Linked DNA regions of Mus musculus: region 1 is linked to region 2. Evidence: chromatin loops called from intact Hi-C (ENCODE). Cell type or tissue: heart. All regions are shown on one strand. Each heading gives the region's core, and the rest is flanking DNA. Links, peaks and the distances in the headings are about the cores only. Region 1 overlaps Tdg (thymine DNA glycosylase). Region 2 holds the start of Hcfc2 (host cell factor C2).

Region 1 (8,331 bases), core at 25-8,024, 65 kb before region 2:
AGCGTGGGAGGGGCCGAGGCCAGCGCCGTCCATCCACCGGCCGCCCCGATCCTGTGGTGAGTCCGCGCGCTGAGCGGCAGAGCGGGCGCCCGTGGGCTCGGCAGGAGTGGCCGTACCCTCGGCGGCGCCGCCATGGACGCAGAGGCCGCGCGCAGGTAACGCGGGCGCTCGCGGCTGGGGTCGGTCAGGGCCGCGGCCCGCACAAAGGCCGGCTTGCGCGTGCGCAGTGGGGACCTCCCCGCTCCCCACACGTCCCCCCCCCCTCCCAGGTCCGCGCACGTCCTCTGCCTCCCGTACCCGCGAGCTTTAAAAGGTGGTGTGTGCCCGGCCGCAGCCTCCGCCCGCGCGGTTCTTCACCCTCCGTCACCGTGGACTGTAAAGGCGAAGCGGGTACCCTGTGGCCGCGGTTGCTGCGGGGTCCTTCTCATCCTCGCGGGATAGATACTATTGCTGTGGAGTGTGTATAACACGCTAAGAAGTCAATCTGTAGATGTCTTTCATTCTGGGATGGTCTTTAAAATTGTCCCTTAGTGGTAATGGGGATGTCAGGGCGGGCCTGACAAAGTATAGGTTTGGGGATTTAGACTCTTCGCAGAAAGCTAAGAAAAACAAAATGGCAAGGTCTTCGCAGGTAAAAGGAATGGAGATTTAGGTATTAGCCCTGCCTGGCGAAGAATTAGCTTGCCTCTAAGTGGCAAATGGACATTGAACTTAGGCAAGAGATTCTGTCTTCAGCCCGCCTTCCCACTCGACGGCTGTATTATGGTACATCTTTGAGCAGATTGACGGGGGCTGATGGCAGTCCATGGGAGTTGAAATGAAAGTCTGGTTTACCACTCAAAGATCCAAGGGACACTGCAGAAGGGCCTCTACTCACAGGACAGGTAGACCTATCTTAAAGCCTTTACCAACTACAGGGTGCCAGGGACCTGCTGGTGAAAGTGGGAAATATGCCGGCCCAACTTTCAGAGGGGTTTGTAGAACTGATAGGTTGAACTGGAGTCTACATAAATACATGCTGAATGGATGCAATAGTGAATCATTAACAAAAAGAGGCACAATATTACATGTGTGTGTACGTGTGTGTGGTCTGTCTCTCTCTCTCTCTAACCCAAGACTAAATAGTGTGTGTGTGTAAGACCTTGATGTCATACTACTGAAATGATTTAAAAATGAACCCAGATTTTTATTATTATTTGGGAGTGTGTGGTTGGGGATTGAGCCCAGAGCCTCCAGTGTGCTAAGCAAGCTTACCACTGAGTCATGTCCCTCAGCCATCTTCTTACTCGTTATTTTGAAAGGTCTTGCTGTGTTGCCTTGGCTACCCTTGGCTTCACTCTGTAGCTCCGGTGGACCTTAAATTCATGAGCCTCATGCCTCAGCCTCTCAGATGGCTGGGGTTATGGGCCTTTCCTCCCAGGCCCAGCAGGAACTGGAAATTCTGACTAGTCCTAAAGTCTTCCTGCACTCTGCATGTAGGAGCTAACGCACGGGTAAGTGTGCATTCTCCGTGTAGCGCTGTCAGCAGCAGATGTGTATGTGGTGTTCCTTCACGGTCCACACTGCCAGCTCCCTGGAGCTGTGTGTGTTGCAGTAAATATCATTTGGGGGTTTCTACCTCACCTCAGATCATTTAGTTCCCAAATATAAGACACAAAGTTCTTTCGATTTTTATAATAGGCTTAAAAGCACTAGAGCTGGGCAGATATCGGCCCTCCATGCTAGTTTGTCTGCTTCCCTGTCAGTAGCCCCGAGACATCACGTGTCATGTTTTGTTTGGGCTGATCCTGCTGCATCAGGCCAGCCCTCGGGGCCATGTGCTAAGATCCTCCTACCCCATGGAGACTTTTCTTTCACCTCTCTCTGGTGGTCCCTCCTGAGACCCCAAGCCCAGGAACCTTCGTTCTGTCCCCTCTCTTCTTCACAGCCCAGGCTGTAGGCATCTTTATTAACCAATGGGGGGAGAGGGGCAGGGCTACGCAACAAAAGCTGATGCATGTGAAGATCTCATCCCTGAGATGGGAGGGAGAGGGACAACCAGATCTCAGTAGGTAGCATTTGATAGAGAGCAAACCAGACCAGTCCCCTGTGCAGCGTTGAGCTTGTTTAGCACTGGTCATTGTTTGTGGCTGTTCAGTAGGATGTATCCTTGTTCAAATGAGATGCTCAGAGGTGTTTTGAAAACAGCACTCTAGACCCTTAAAATAGTGTAAAATAACTTAGAATTAAAGAAGTTTCTTAGTGTTTCTAGAGAAAGCTTTAAAGATTTAAAACAGCAGATCAGAATCGTATTAGATAGACTTTTTGGTTTTTTTTTTTTTTTTAGCTTTGAGACAGTCTTGCTTATGTAGACCCAAGCAAGCCTCAGTCTCATAGGCATCCTCCTTCCTCTGCTTCTGTGCCAGGATTACAGGCATACAGTGTGGCGACTTTCCACAGACCTCTAATCCGCTGTGTGTGTGTATTGAGAGACCACAGGCAGCTGTAGGAAGCAGTTCTGGGCACAGGAGGTCTGTAGGAGTTGGTAGGATGGGTCTCAGAGAGAAGAAAGCAGCATCTTGCAGAAGAATGAAGCAGTATGGAGCAGGTGATACCAGCAGATACGGGAAGAAAAGAGAATGGGCACTTCTGTGTAGCTCCGGAGCCATGACATTTCACATAGATGGCAGGTGTGGAGCCTGTGGAGTTTCTCGCTGTCTTGGAATCACCTAGACATGGAATCAACTTGACTTGGGATCACCTAGTAGACACACCTCCGATCTGTCCTTAGGGTGTTTCCAGAGAAGTTTAACTGAGGAGACCTGCCCCGAGTGTGGAGGTACTGCCAGTGGTCAGTAGTCCACCCCCTTTGCAGACCTCTGCTCTGTAAAGCTGGGTGTTGGACTGCACTGCCCAGGAGAGTGTCAGGATGAGTCAGAGCGAAGCAAGCCTAGGAAGCCTGTTGGGTGGGGATGAGGGACAGTAGCACGGTGATTATTTATTATTTTACCTCTAACGTCTTATATGCGCTCATGAGTGAATGGGGGGGGGGGGGGCGGGGAACCCATGTGCCACTACGTGAGTCACAGGAAATTTTCTCAAGTTTGTTTTCTTCTTCTACCTTGTGGGTTTCAGATCAGGCTCAGTCCCCAGGCTTGGTGGTAAGCACCTTTACCTGATCAACCATGTCACTGGCCCAGGCATAGAGACAGTGGGGGTGGCAGGATGACAGGCTTAGTTTGAAAGAATAGTACCTATCTGACTCATCCAGCTTCGCAAAGGGCACAGATGCTACCAGTGGCTATATATAAAGTCTATGCCTTTCTCCTGCTTTGCTCAAGGGAATATAGTTTGCAGCAAGGTTTAAAGACTTAAGTGAAGGGCTGATAAGATGGCTCAGCGGTTAAGAGCACTGATTGCTCGTCCAGAGGTCATGAGTTCAAATCCCAGCAACCACATGGTGGCTCACAACCATCCGTAATGAAAAACAAATTAAAAAACAAACAAACAAACAAACTATGGACCAGAGTGAGCGAGGCCAGAGCAAGAAGGAGAAAGGGAAGGGAGAAAAACTGGAAAAGATACTTCCCATTGCTATGAAGACACCATGACCAACTCTTATAAAGGGAAACATTTAATTAGGGGCCATGCTTACAGTATGGGGGGGGGTTAATCCATCGGCATCGTAGCGGAAGCAGACAGCTGGGGCGCTAGAGCAGCAGCTGAAAGCATTGCATCCTGATCTGAGGAGCAGAGGGGGCGGGGCTGAGGTGGCCCACCTCCAGATCCTTCTCAAACAGTTTTCATCAAGTGGGAACTGAGCGTGCAGATATTTGAGCCTGTGTGGGTCATTCTCATTACACCACAGCTCTGCTTTCTTTATTCCTCCAAAGGATGCCCCTTGTCAGTAAAGTCAGAAGTGATTGTATAAAGTGTGTTGCTTAGATCTCGGGACACAAGAGCAGTTTGTGATACAGTTAAACTCGGGGCATGTCATCAAGGCCTCATTAAGCTTAGTTTGTAGGGTTTGTTTTAAGATTTTATTTGTTTTATATATGTGAGTACTCTGTTGCTGTCTTCAGACACCAGAAGAGGGCATCAGATCCCATTACAGATGGTTGTGGGTCACCACGTGGTTGCTGAGAATTGAACTCAGGACCTTTGGAAGAGCACTCAGTGCTCTTAACCCCTGAGCCATCTCTCCAGCCCCTAGTTTGTAGTTTTTAGTATTCTCACTTGCTGTGTGCCTTTCGACAGATGGGCAGTCTCTATAGGAAATTGGGATGATTGTGAGTTGTGTTAACATTTCTGACTGTCAACCAAATATGGAATAAAAGGCTTCCCCACTTCTCGTGTCCTGCAACCTCCACAAAGGGGGAAGGAAAGAGCCTGCTAAGCACCGCATTCCCCTTTCTCTACCTAGTGGCTCACGCTGCCTAAGGGCCTTCCCTAGCACAGCGGGCTGTATGCTGAACTGAGTGTGGGAACGAGGTCTTCTCTTAGGTTGCTTTTTTTTTCAGGTAATGCCATACCAACCAGGAAAGGAATGAGTACAGGGCCTGTTCAGATTTGAGCAGATTTAGTGCTGCTTAATGTAGAGGCTGCTAAATCTAACTCTGCATTATCACAGCGAGGGAGGGGAGGCTGGAAGTGGGGTGATGACTCAGTAGTCCTTGTTGCTGCATGCATGCGTGCGTGCTTGCTTGCGTGCGTGCGACATAGTTTTTAAATCTTTTGAGCAGGGGGCTGGAAAGATGGTTCAATAGTCAAGAGCACTGCCTGTTCTTGCAGAGGGCATGAGTTCCCCATCACCCACAGGCTTGCTCACAACTACCTGTAACTCCAGTTATGGGACTCTGACTTCCCTTTGGTCCTACATACATGTCATGCACGTAATACATGCAGACAAGCATAGGTACACACAAATCATTTGAAATGAAAAAAAAAGAAAGAATTGAAACAAAAAGCAAGTTTGTGTCACTTGCAGATTTAACTAGTATTCAACAACAGAAAATTAGGTTATCTAAAATTCTGGTTTTCTAGTATTCAAAGTTATGAAGGTTTCTATGTACTTGTTTTGCTTGCACCCACATAAGAGATGTTATATCCACTAGGAAGCTAGTCCCACGATGCTAACTTTAATTCTCATGGCCAAGTATGATCATACATGCTTATAACCCCAACACTTGAGAAATAGAGCCAGGAGAAGCAGGAGTTCAAGGTCACCTTGAACTATGTAGAGATGAGGCCAGCTTGAACTACGTGAGACAGGGTTTCTCTGTAGAGCCCTGGTTGTCCTGGAACTCACTCTGTAAACCAGGCTGGCCTCAAACTCAGAAATCCACCTGTCTCTGCCTCCCAAGTGCTGGAATTAAAGGCGTGCGCCACCACTGCTCGGCACAAAATATTTTAAGTAATACTTTTCCTATATTTTTTTCAAAATGCCAATGAACTCTTAGTAGCCGCATAGTATTTTCTCATGTTGCTGCAAGATACTCTGTTGAGCCATTCTCTAACATGAGAACCGTATTTAAAGAAGCACAAGTTTGGGAGTGGAGAGAAGGCTTAACAGTTGCCAAGGGCCTGGATTTGATTCCTAGCACCCACATGGAGGCTCATAACTATGGCTAAGTCCAGGTGTAGAGGCCGGGCCCCCTTTTCTGATCTCCACAGGCACTGCATGTGCATGCTACACACATACATACATAAAATTAACTTTTCAAACAACTGCTCTTTTGGAGTGTTGTTTGTTTGTTTGTTTGTTTGTTTGTTTGTAAGAAACAAAACCTCAAAGGAAGAATTCATATTCTTCCTCACAGGTGCCTGACCTTCTCCCCAGAACCCTTCTTGAAGCAGAAGTGTCTGTCCGCTGGGATAGGACCCCTGTTCACTGTCTTTGAGCATACAGCACCCCAAGCTAGCCTCTCATAGTTTCTTATCCTGTGTCCCCTATGTGACCTGTGCTGAGGAATTGAAGAGGGAACTTCAGGCAGTACTGCGCAAGAGCCCTTTCCAGGGCTAAGAAAGGATAGACTATCCAGAGACTACCCCACCCGGGGATCCATCCCATAATCAGCCACCAAACCAAGACACTATTGCATATGCCAGAAAGACTTTGCTGAAGGGACTCTGTTAGAGCTGTCTCTTATGAGGCTATGCCAGTGCCTGGCAAATACAGAAGTGGATGCTCACAGTCATCTATAGGATGGAACACAGGGCCCCCAATGGAGAAGCTAGAGAAAGCACACAAGGAGCTGAAGGCGTCTGCAACCCTATAGGTGGAACAACCATATGAACTAACCAGTAGCCCCAGAGCTCGTGTCTCTAGCTGCATATGTAGCAGAGGATGGCCTAGTCGGCCATCACTGTGAAGAGAGGCCCCTTGGTATTGCAAACTTTATATGCCCCACTATAGGGGAATGCCAGGGCCAAGAAGTGGGAATGGGTGGGTAGGGGGAGCAGGGCGGAGGGAGGGTATAGGGAACTTTCGGGATAGCATTTGAAATGTATATAAAGAAAATACCTAATAAAAATAAGTAAATAAAAAATAAAAGGGGGGAGCCCTTTCCAGGGCCTCTGTGAAAGCTCAGGATTCAAAGCAGGAGCAGAGAAGCCATGATAAACATACAGAGTATTTTTTGTTCATTACATCATACATGCTCATGGGCAGAAAGTCTCAAGGCGCATGTGGCTGTTAGTATCATGTTCTTGAATGGGCTAAGCTAGGAAAAGGCTTTCCTCCCCTGGGAGTGAACAGTCTAAGGAAGCAGAGTTCACACAATAAGGCAGTGTGGGAAAATCTATTGTGTGCCACTTAAGGTTATCTAGGGTGTTCTTTAGTTTATGTAAATTTTGTGTTTGTTTGTTTGTTTGTTTTGTTTTGTTTTCTCAAGACAGGGTTTCTGTGTAGCTCTGACTGTCCTGGAACTCACTCTGTAGACCAGGCTGGCCTGAACTCAGAGATTTCACCTGCCTAGGTGCTGGGTGTGCCACTGCTGGCCAGCAGTTGTTACCTTTTGACTTGGCCATTTTACTGAGATAACTCTTATTACAGAAGTGGCTTGTTTGATCTTTGCTTTTCTATTTATGTGTGTTTGAGTGTATAGGGGAGTGGGTTCATCATCTCTATCAAAGTGCACAGAGTCCAGAAGAGGGTGTCCAGTCCCTGGGAGCAGGAGTCACAGGAGATTAAGAGCTGCCTGGTGTGGGTGCTGGAAACTGAACCTGGATCCTCTCCAAGCAGTGAGTTCTCTGAGCCACTGTGCCATCTCTCCAGGTCTGACCTACAAAACACACACACACACACAGAGAGAGAGAGAAAGAGAGAGAGAGAGAGAGAGAGAGAGCGCTGCTAAGTAGAGTAACTTGCCATGGGAAGCATGACTTCTCTCTCCAAGAAGTAAATTCCTTCTCACTTTACTTCTGAATACATTCTACATGTATTGTCATGTCATTTGATGCTGTAGTGTATCCTGCTGTAGTATATTCTGCTGTAGTGTATCCAGCTGTAGTAGACACTGCTGTAGTGTATCCTGCTGTAGTAGACACTGCTGTAGTGTATCCTGTTGTAGAGTATCCTGCTGTAGTATATTCTGCTGTAGTGTATCCAGCTGTAGTAGACACTGCTGTAGTAGACACTGCTGTAGTGTATCCTGTTGTAGAGTATCCTGCTGTAGTAGACACTGCTGTAGAGTATCCTGCTGTAGTGTATCCCCCTGTAGAGTATCCTGCTGTAGTAGACACTGCTGTAGAGTATCCTGCTGTAGTGTACTGCTGTAGTAAACACTGCTGTAATGTATCCTGCTATAGTAGACACTACTGTAGTGTCCTATGTCTGTGTTCCTTGCTTTTGTGCTGAGAGAAGCAGCTTGAAACATTGCTTTTAGGCCACTTTAGAAAGGCTTTTGGAAATTGCTTCCTTTGAAGGCTTAGGGTTTAGAGTGGATTTACGTTGATTGATTGCTTTCTGTGTTTTGAGTCAGGGTCTCTCTGTAGCTGGGCTGGAATTATAGGTGTGCCTCACCATGCCAGCAAGACCTGCATGCTTTGCTTTTAATGGAGTCATGCTCAGAAGAGAATTTTGTTTGTTTTGTAGGTTGAACAGATATTTACAAAATAATCCAGTTCTTCTGTCTATAAAGTAGTAAGCAACAAAACAACTAAGACAAAGGGCTAACAATAACAAAAAAGCCAAATTTAATGAATATATTTTTTAAAGAATCACACAAAGAAACCAAAGAAAACCTAAGTTACACTATTCGGATGGGGAAATTCTTGTGCCAAGATGGGATTAGTGCATGTGGGGATTTATTTATTTACTTATTTATTTCACATATGTGAGTCCACTGTAGC
Region 2 (8,299 bases), core at 300-8,299:
AGATTACAATTAAATAGGTTAAAGTCCTTACAGCACACAGACAGCTCACTACAAACTAGGAGGAGAGTTTTAAAAGGGGCTGTATGCACTACGTGGTAGAGCATCTTTAATCCCAGCACTCAGAAGGCAGAGGCAGAGGCAGAGGCAGAGGCAGGCTGATTTCTGTGAGTTTAAGGCCAGCCTGGTCTATGAAATTAATTCTAGGACAGCCAGGGCTACACAGAGAGACCCCCACCTCAAAACAAATAAGTAAATAAATATAAAGGAATGAATTAATTAAAAAGGACACTGTTTGAAAGTGTTGTTGGAGATAAGGACATAAAGTGAAAATAGCACAGCATCCTGGGGGTGGTAAGAGCTGGGAGCCATTACAGTCCTTAGCCCAAAGGCTCCTGTGTCTTAGTTTTTAATTTTTTAAAGTGGATATCCTATAAATAGATATTAGCCATAAAATACAGAATACCCACACTACAATTCACAGACCCAAAGAAGGCAAATACAAGGGAGGCCCAAGGGAGGATGCTTTAATCTTTCTCAGAAGGAGGAATAAAATAGATATCAGAGGTGGGTGGAGAGAGGGAACTGCGTGGAAGAGAGGATGGGGAGGGGAATGGGGCAGGGTGATCAAGCATAGGGAGAGCAGGGGGTGGGAAACAGAAATCAGCTATGGAGGGCACTCAATGACATACTAGAGATCTGGGATGGGGTGAGGGCTTTGAGGAGGTACCAGGAAGTCTATGAGAGTGACTCTAGTTGAGACTCCTAGTAGTGAGGGATATCGAGCCTGAAGTGGACACCTCCTATAGCCAGGCATGACTCCCAGTGGAGGCACAAGAACAGCAGCCCACTCACAAAATGTGTCCTGCTTGCAAGGTGTGCAGGGACAAAGATGGAGGGAATGGCCAACCAATCTCTTACTCTATCAGTGATACTCTGTTATGCATGCAAACAGGATAACTGTCCTCTGAGAGGCTCCACCCAGCAGCCAATGGGAACAGATGCAGAGACCCACAGCCAAACATTAGATGGAGCTTGGGGAGTCATGTGGAAGAGTTGGGGGAAGGCTTGAGGGACCTGAAGAGGACAGGGACTCCAGAAGAAGACCAACAGAGTCAACTCACCTGGACCCTTGGGGCTCACAGAGACTGAACCACCAACCAAAGAGCAAGCATGGGCTGGACCCAGAACCCAACACATACGTAGCAGATGTGTAGCTTGGTCTTCCTGTGGATCCCTAATAACTGGAGCAGGGTCTTACCCTGACTGTGGATCCTGTTCCCCTAACTAGGCTGACTTGTCTGGCCTCAGTGGGAAAGGATGTACCTAGTCCTGCATGACTTGATGTGCCAGGGTGGGCAGATACCCATGGGAATCCTCCCCCTTCTCAGAGGAGAAGAGGAGGAGGGACTGGAAGGAGAAGAGGCCTGCGATTGGGATGTACGGTGAATAAATAAATGGATTAATGAAAATCAAACAAAAAAACTGAAGTTTAAAAAGAACATCAATGGGCTGGAGAGATTGGTCAATGATCTGAGCACTTCTTGCTCTTACAGAGACCAGAGTTTGATTCCCAGTACTCTCGTTGACAGCTACAACAACCTAGAATTCTAACTCCAGGGAATCTGATGTTCTTTTCTGGCATTTTATCGAGGTTTCCTACACACACACACACACACACACACACACACACACACATGCACATACCCATATGTGTCACACACACTTAAAAATAATTTTTTAAAATCTTTTAAAAATAAAACAATAATCATCATTATAATAAATAGTGTATACAATATAGCCCAGGCACATTATAGGCTATATCATTAGACATGCTCATGAATTCTCTATAGTATCCATCATACCGTGATATCACACCATTTACTTAGTGATACATCTATCTCAGGACATAGGCTCACGGCTAAACATGATAACATCTGCCCTCATGTCCACTTTTAATCTGTGGTGCCATTTATCATTAAACTATGTGTCTGAGTCACGATTCTTTTAGTTGAAGGCCAGCTCTCATTTCCTCTTGCTGACTGGATCAGGCTTTGGTGAGTCTGTTTAAAATGTCTTAGGAAATATCCCTATTTTTCTCGACTCATGATTTTTGACAGTTTCATACCTGGATTTGTTTTGATAATGGGTGTACCCCATTACCTTCTTGTCTCTCTCCTGCATCACTGAACCGTTCCTTCTTGCCAACTAGACTCTTTTCTATTTTCTTATCTTGTGTCTCCCACTGAATTTAATTAGGGTTGCTTCATGATAGGGGGAGGGGGGCTTTGAACTCACAGAAGCTGCAGTTACACCTGCATAAGAGTGGACCTAGCAGTGTGCCTTTACAGATGGGGGGGGTAGAGGATCCTGAAGACCACCCCTTCCTTAGGAGCTGCTAGCAGTTAATGGTTGAGGGAGAGACATTGTCTTCAGATAATATCTACTAAGGTCAATGAAGGAAGGAAATATGTTGTAGTAGCTGATGAGTCACTAGACTGGGTCAAGCTGATAGGGTTTTTTTTTTTCCTCCCTTTGTCTCTCATGGCTGGCCTCCAAGATCCCACACAGGAGGTAGAAATGACAGCCATCTCTCAATCCCTCTTGCTTGATGGACCTCAGTTGTGGGTTATGTTCTTGTCAGCTTAAGCTTCAGTGCTCTGGCTCTTTCTCCTACCTGATAAAGGGCAACAAAGGCTTGTGCACCCAAGTCCTGGCACTGGGCCCCTGGCTCCCGCCTGCTGTAACTGGTTTTCTTCCTTGGCTCTTGAGTCTAAATCACTGGTCTGGTAGCACGGTTAGATTCCCACATGGCCTAGAGCCCCACCTTGCTTTTCTCCATGGCCCCCGCTACAGCTTTAGCTAAGAACCATGGCCAGAGCCCTCTGATCTGTAAATAGACGTCTGCCTCTCTCATCTTGAGAACAGTGCCTGATTAGACCATCTGTTATTGAGCTCATCCGCTAGTCTTCCCCAGAGTCCTCAACCGAGACCTTGCCCATAGCTCTCAGAGGTCTGCCACACTTGGGCACTGGTGTCTTGCTCTACAACTGGCTCTTCAATGCCCTGTAGCTAAGGAATAGGATTGGAAGCAGTAGTAATATATAAAGATTATAGAAATTATTTTACTGAATGACAACTATGTGCGAGGTGTAGCCTGAGAATGGCACAGGTTCTTGCTTCCATGGCAACAACTCCAAAGAACAATAGACTATGCTCTCTGCATCTCCTCCCCCACTCATTCTTTGGCTCTCTCTAGCCTCTCCTCCTCCACTTAAAGTGTTTAACTCTAGGCCAATAGCAACCTCCTAATTTGCAAATCCAACACTTCCTCCTCCTACATGAACTCTGTGTGGCTTCTAAAGGAAATGGAACACTAATAGCTAAGAGGTCAAAAGGGAACTTGGCGAGGACTGATATTTAGAAGAAGCCACAGGCAAAGGGAGGTTCATAAAGGTGGAAGTGGTTTTCAAAGCCAAACCCATAGAACAAGTCCCCAGTTCCCTTTTGCCTTCTGTTATAACCTTTTAAATGCTGGTTTCTTAGGGGTACAGCTCACCCTCCTTCTCTACCCTGTCCAACCTTTCCTTCACGTGTTACCTACATTGGTGTTCTGTTCAGACTTTCTCTCCAACTGTGAGACAATTCTAATGTGTTTATTCTTTTTTAAGATTTTCTTTGATGAGTACAGGTGCGTTGCCAGCAGGTATGTCTATGAACTACAGACCCACCTGGTACCTGTGGTGGCCAGAAGAGGGTGTAGATCCCCCAGAACAGAGGGTTCCAGACCATTGTAAGCAGCTATGTAGGTGCTGGAAATCAAACCCAGTTTTGTTTTTGTTTTTGTTTTTGTTTTTGTTTTTTTGATACAGGGTCTCTCCATTTAGCCCTGGCTGTTTATTCACCATGTAGGCCAGGCTGGCCTCAAACTCTTACTCCTGAGTGCCATTCAACTCTTTCAAGGCACAAGGCTTGTGGCACTTTGATATAGCAGGCCTACAAAATAGACTCTTTCCAAATTAACACTGAGTTTGCAACTTTTAAGGGTTTCCCCCTTAGTCTTTTTGTCTAAGAATATTAACAACACTATAAAAAGAAGCCTCCGCATGAAAATAATGACCTGCTGTGATGGTCGATATTGCTGATTTGATACTATCTAAACTTACTTAGGAGACAAGCCCGTGGGCAGGCCTATGAGGTTATCTAGATCAGATTAATTAAGGTGGGAATAGATGTAAGGTTGAAATAAATTAAGGTAGAAATAAACTGGGATGCCATCCTGGACTAAATAATAAGGCAGCCCGGTTCCAGCATCCGTGGCTCTCTGCAGATGAAATTCCACCAGCCACTTCCAGCCAAGCCTCTTCATTATGATGGGCTTCTCAGTGAGGGGAAACAAACCCTTCTGTCCTTCAAAGGTTTTTGTCAGGGGATTTTTTCACAGCAACAAGACAACTAATACACCTAAATGAACCGAAAATCACCTTTGGGGTTATCTTTTGCTGTGTAGGCTTGTCACCTCCAAATCTGAGCCGTGCTCAGGCCCTGCACTTAGCCACCGTGTCCACTGTCCTTGTCCTGCAGTCTGGGAGACCCTCCTTTGAGATGACAGATTTGCCTTAGGCGCTCCCTGTGCTCTCATCACTTGGGACCTACACGGCAGGCAGCTCTTCTCCAGTGCCTGTGATAACAGTTTCCAGGGCGTGACGCTCCTACACAGAAGATGCTCCAAGTGGACCTAAAGGACAAAGCTGTAACCTCCTCCCCGAACACCCCACTGAAAGCCACAGAGAGGAGGGTTGGCAGGGTTGGCGGGAGGGGCTCCATCTTGGCGGAGCCCCGAGGGCCACGTCGCCACGGGCTGGGGGGGCGGGGCCCGCGGGTCACGTGCCGGGCCTCCCGCGCACAGCTGGAGGCGGCGCTCGTCCTCCCCACGAGCCGTGGAGCCCGTGGCGCGCGGGGCATTGTGGGCCGAGGGGCGGGGGTTGGGAAGATGGCGGCTCCCAGCCTCCTCAACTGGAGGCGGGTTTCCTCCTTTACCGGACCGGTGCCTCGCGCCCGGCACGGACACCGAGCCGTGGCCATCCGGGAGCTGATGATCATCTTCGGCGGGGGCAACGAGGGCATCGCGGACGAGCTGCACGTCTACAATACCGGTAGGCGGCGGCTCGGCGACCCCGCCTCGGGACCGCGGAGGGGGAGGGGAGGAGCGGCGGACGCGGGCCTGACAGCTGTCACCGCCGGGTCGCCGCTACCCCAGCCGGGCAGGCGGCGGGGGAAGATCGGCTGGGTCGGCAGCCCGAGCTCGCAACGTGTTGGAAGGCGGCTCGGTGCTCGCGGTTCCGCGGGCTGGACGTGACTCCACCGGTAGACATCGAGACACCCCGGCCCATCCCTCCCCGTGGACCCGAGACGGCGGGTTCCACGGCTGGGCCTCCACCCTAGGGCCGGTCACTTAAGGGGTGGAGATCCCGCCAGTGTCAAGAACAAAACCCACCCCAAGGCGGGCCTCGGTGGTCTTTGCCTTCCCCCAGCCCCCTTCTTAGAACCTAGAGAGTTGAGGGGCGGGGAGGTTCTCCTGGCTGCCTCTTCAGCGTAGGTACAGTTAGTACCGGGCGGAAGCCCGCAAGACAGTTCTCTAAACTCGCGGCGGAGAGAGTTGTGGGTGAACGCGGACTGGTCTCTGATTAGCCGATGTCTGTAGTGTATGTGCTCTGCCCTTCCGGGCTGGTCCTCGCCAAGGGGCTGTCATAGCTAAGGCACCGCTGCACAGCTCGAAGTGTCACTTGTTAAGGGGGCAGGTCTTGACCTCCGTGCTGGTTGAAAGTATATTTTCTCCACTTACAAGTAGTCTAGCAATCATAGGAAACTAGTTAAGGCTAGATACTGAATTTGGTGTCGTTTTAGTTCACAACCTACAACTTTGATGAAACAACTTGATCACAGTAGTCCTCTAAAAGCTAAAAACGGTAGGAGAAATTTTGTTAGTTTTGACTCTCCTCAGTACTCCAACAGAAAAAGTTTTGAAGATGTTTGATTTGGTATAGTGTAAATACCCTGGGCTTAGAAGAAATTGGGTCTGTTTTGAATCTTGCTTTGGCAATTGTTCTAAATCAGCATTAAAGTTACCACGTCTTTCTAAATCACAGGTTTTCCACTTCTTTAATGGGGGGTGACACCAGGATTTTTTTTTAAGAGTACAATGATGCAGAACAGGTTTTCTTTTCCTTTTTCAATACAGGTTTCTCTGTGTAGCCCTGGCTGTCCTAAGACTAGCTCTGTAGTCCAGACGGGCCTCGAACTCACAGAGATCAATGAGCCCCTCGGCCTCCCAAGTGCTTTACTCGGACTAAAGGCATGTGCCACCAGTGCCTGCCCCAGATCTGGGTTTTCAACAGCAGCATTATTACATTTTGGGACTGGTGATTTTTGGCTGTGGCTACTACCTTGTATGTTGTAAGATGCGTGCTGGCATCCTCAGGCTCGAGCCATGGGTTGGTAGTTACACCTCCATCCCAGTTGTGACAACTATATATGATTTTAGACATTGTAAAATCAGTATTCTTGGGGGAGCAAAATAGTCCCCAATTGAGAACTGTTGGAATAAAGGATGGATATGCATGCATGAATGTATGTATGTATGTATTATTATGTAAGTATATATACACATATTCTTTGATTATATGTATAGATCCTTTGACTAATATATTTATCACTCATGGAGTGTGGTAACTTGTTATAATTTATTTTATTTTATTTTTCAACTAGTTACAAACCAGTGGTTCCTACCAGCTGTTAGAGGAGACATCCCTCCAGGCTGTGCAGCCCATGGATTTGTCTGTGATGGGACTAGAATCCTAGTGTTTGGGGGAATGGTTGAATATGGAAGATACAGCAATGAGTTATATGAGTTACAAGTAAGTATATCTTACATTTATTGTTTTCAGTGTGAAGAGCTAATGAAATTGTCATAGTTTTTAAAGGGATGACAAGTATTTTATTAGTACAGTGACAGAAACAGATGCTCTGCATTTTATAGCTTCAAAGAAAATGTTTCCACTTCTACTAACAAGTCAAAATATCTGCTGTCTTGTCATAGGTGTGGTATGACATTTATAGCATAAGGGTATCTAGCCTTCAGCAGCTCTTTGACACAGTTGTCCTTTAGTCTACAACACAAGCACCTCCCAACTGATGACAGCAGATTGCTGGAGTCTGCCCCTAGGTGTTTGAAATCAGTATTGTCTGTGGTGGAGCCTGGATGTTGGCGTTTCTACCACCGAGACTGTGCTTGCAGTGTCTCGGTATGAAAGGAATGGTTTCCTTTAACAGTAGGAACTATCCTCCTCTGTAGTCATGCAGAGAGAGGGGACAGTTTCACCTGGGCTTTCTAGGTTTGACTTGCTTGTTAAACCAGTCAGTCCTCATTGACTAATCTCGCTGTGTTCCAAGGACCATCCATGATCATGAGAGTATCTACCACTTGACATATGTGAATGGGTTGTACTTATTTCCAAGCAAGCAACCATTTCATATAATTGAAAATAGAGAAGATTCTCATGGCTAAAAGAATACATTTTGGAGTTTGGTTTTGTTAAATGAGTTTTGTTTACTTAAAGGTTATTTAGCATTCATGGTTTATCTAATATCTAAAAGCAAGTTTTTATGAATTGCTTCTATTCTTAAAGTTCTACATACAAATACTTAAATTCTTTTCGCTTGGAAAAAATTAGAAGTGATAGTACTTACTACTACTTATTATTATTAGTATTAGCTTATAGAAGATTAGTCTGAATGTCTATTAACACATACATATACACACATATACCTACATATATACTTACAGCTTTGTGAGACAAATCTCACATAGTCCAGGCTGCCTTTAAATTCACTCAGTAGCTAAGGTTAGCTTTCAACTCCTGATCCTCTTGCCTTACAAAGTCTGGGATTACCATAGCCAGCCTTACTCGGATATACATTTTACTCTCAGAAGGTAGCCACTTCTCTTGAGTCTGATGCATGCCTTTAATTCTAGCACTTGGGAGGCAGAGACAGGCAGAGCTCTTAAGTTGGCGGCCTGGTCTACACAGTGAGTTCCAGGACAGCAAGGGCTGCATAGTGAGACCTTGTTTCAACATATAAATCACTAGTTAGATACTTTTTTGTCATTTGTCCCCAGAGGAGCTTATTGGATCTTCCGGTGAGATTCAGATGTATTCGTATGGTGTTTCACTGTTGAAAGTATAGAAATAGAAATGTTTCCTGCTTTTATATGAATATGTTCTTTTTTAGGCAAGTCGTT

The links. Peaks named below come from ENCODE experiments on the same cell type or tissue, not always from the same donor. Only the 100,000 strongest peaks of a DNase experiment are listed, where the experiment ranks them.
Region 1: a loop joins it to region 2, with 4 times the contacts of the local background. A loop is called at or near these places in 7 of 42 quality-filtered maps.

What each region holds. Positions count from the first base shown.
Region 1 is chr10:82,629,884-82,638,214 of GRCm38, forward strand. It overlaps Tdg (thymine DNA glycosylase), which reads left to right. Exons shown (of 10, transcript NM_172552.4): 1 at 1-155. The coding sequence starts at 133. Among named protein-coding and RNA genes, the nearest start is that of Tdg, 4.2 kb to the left of the region's middle. In heart, for the core only: no CTCF peak of the experiment used is centred there; no DNase peak of the experiment used is centred there; H3K4me3 peaks cover 1,750 bases; H3K27ac peaks cover 1,008 bases.
Region 2 is chr10:82,694,154-82,702,452 of GRCm38, forward strand. Hcfc2 (host cell factor C2) reads left to right here and starts at 4,961. Exons shown (of 14, transcript NM_001368720.1): 1 at 4,961-5,153; 2 at 6,766-6,914; 3 at 8,290-8,299. The coding sequence starts at 4,991. In heart, for the core only: a CTCF peak has its summit at 5,135; DNase peaks (open chromatin) are centred at 3,378 and 4,968; H3K4me3 peaks cover 2,141 bases; H3K27ac peaks cover 1,768 bases.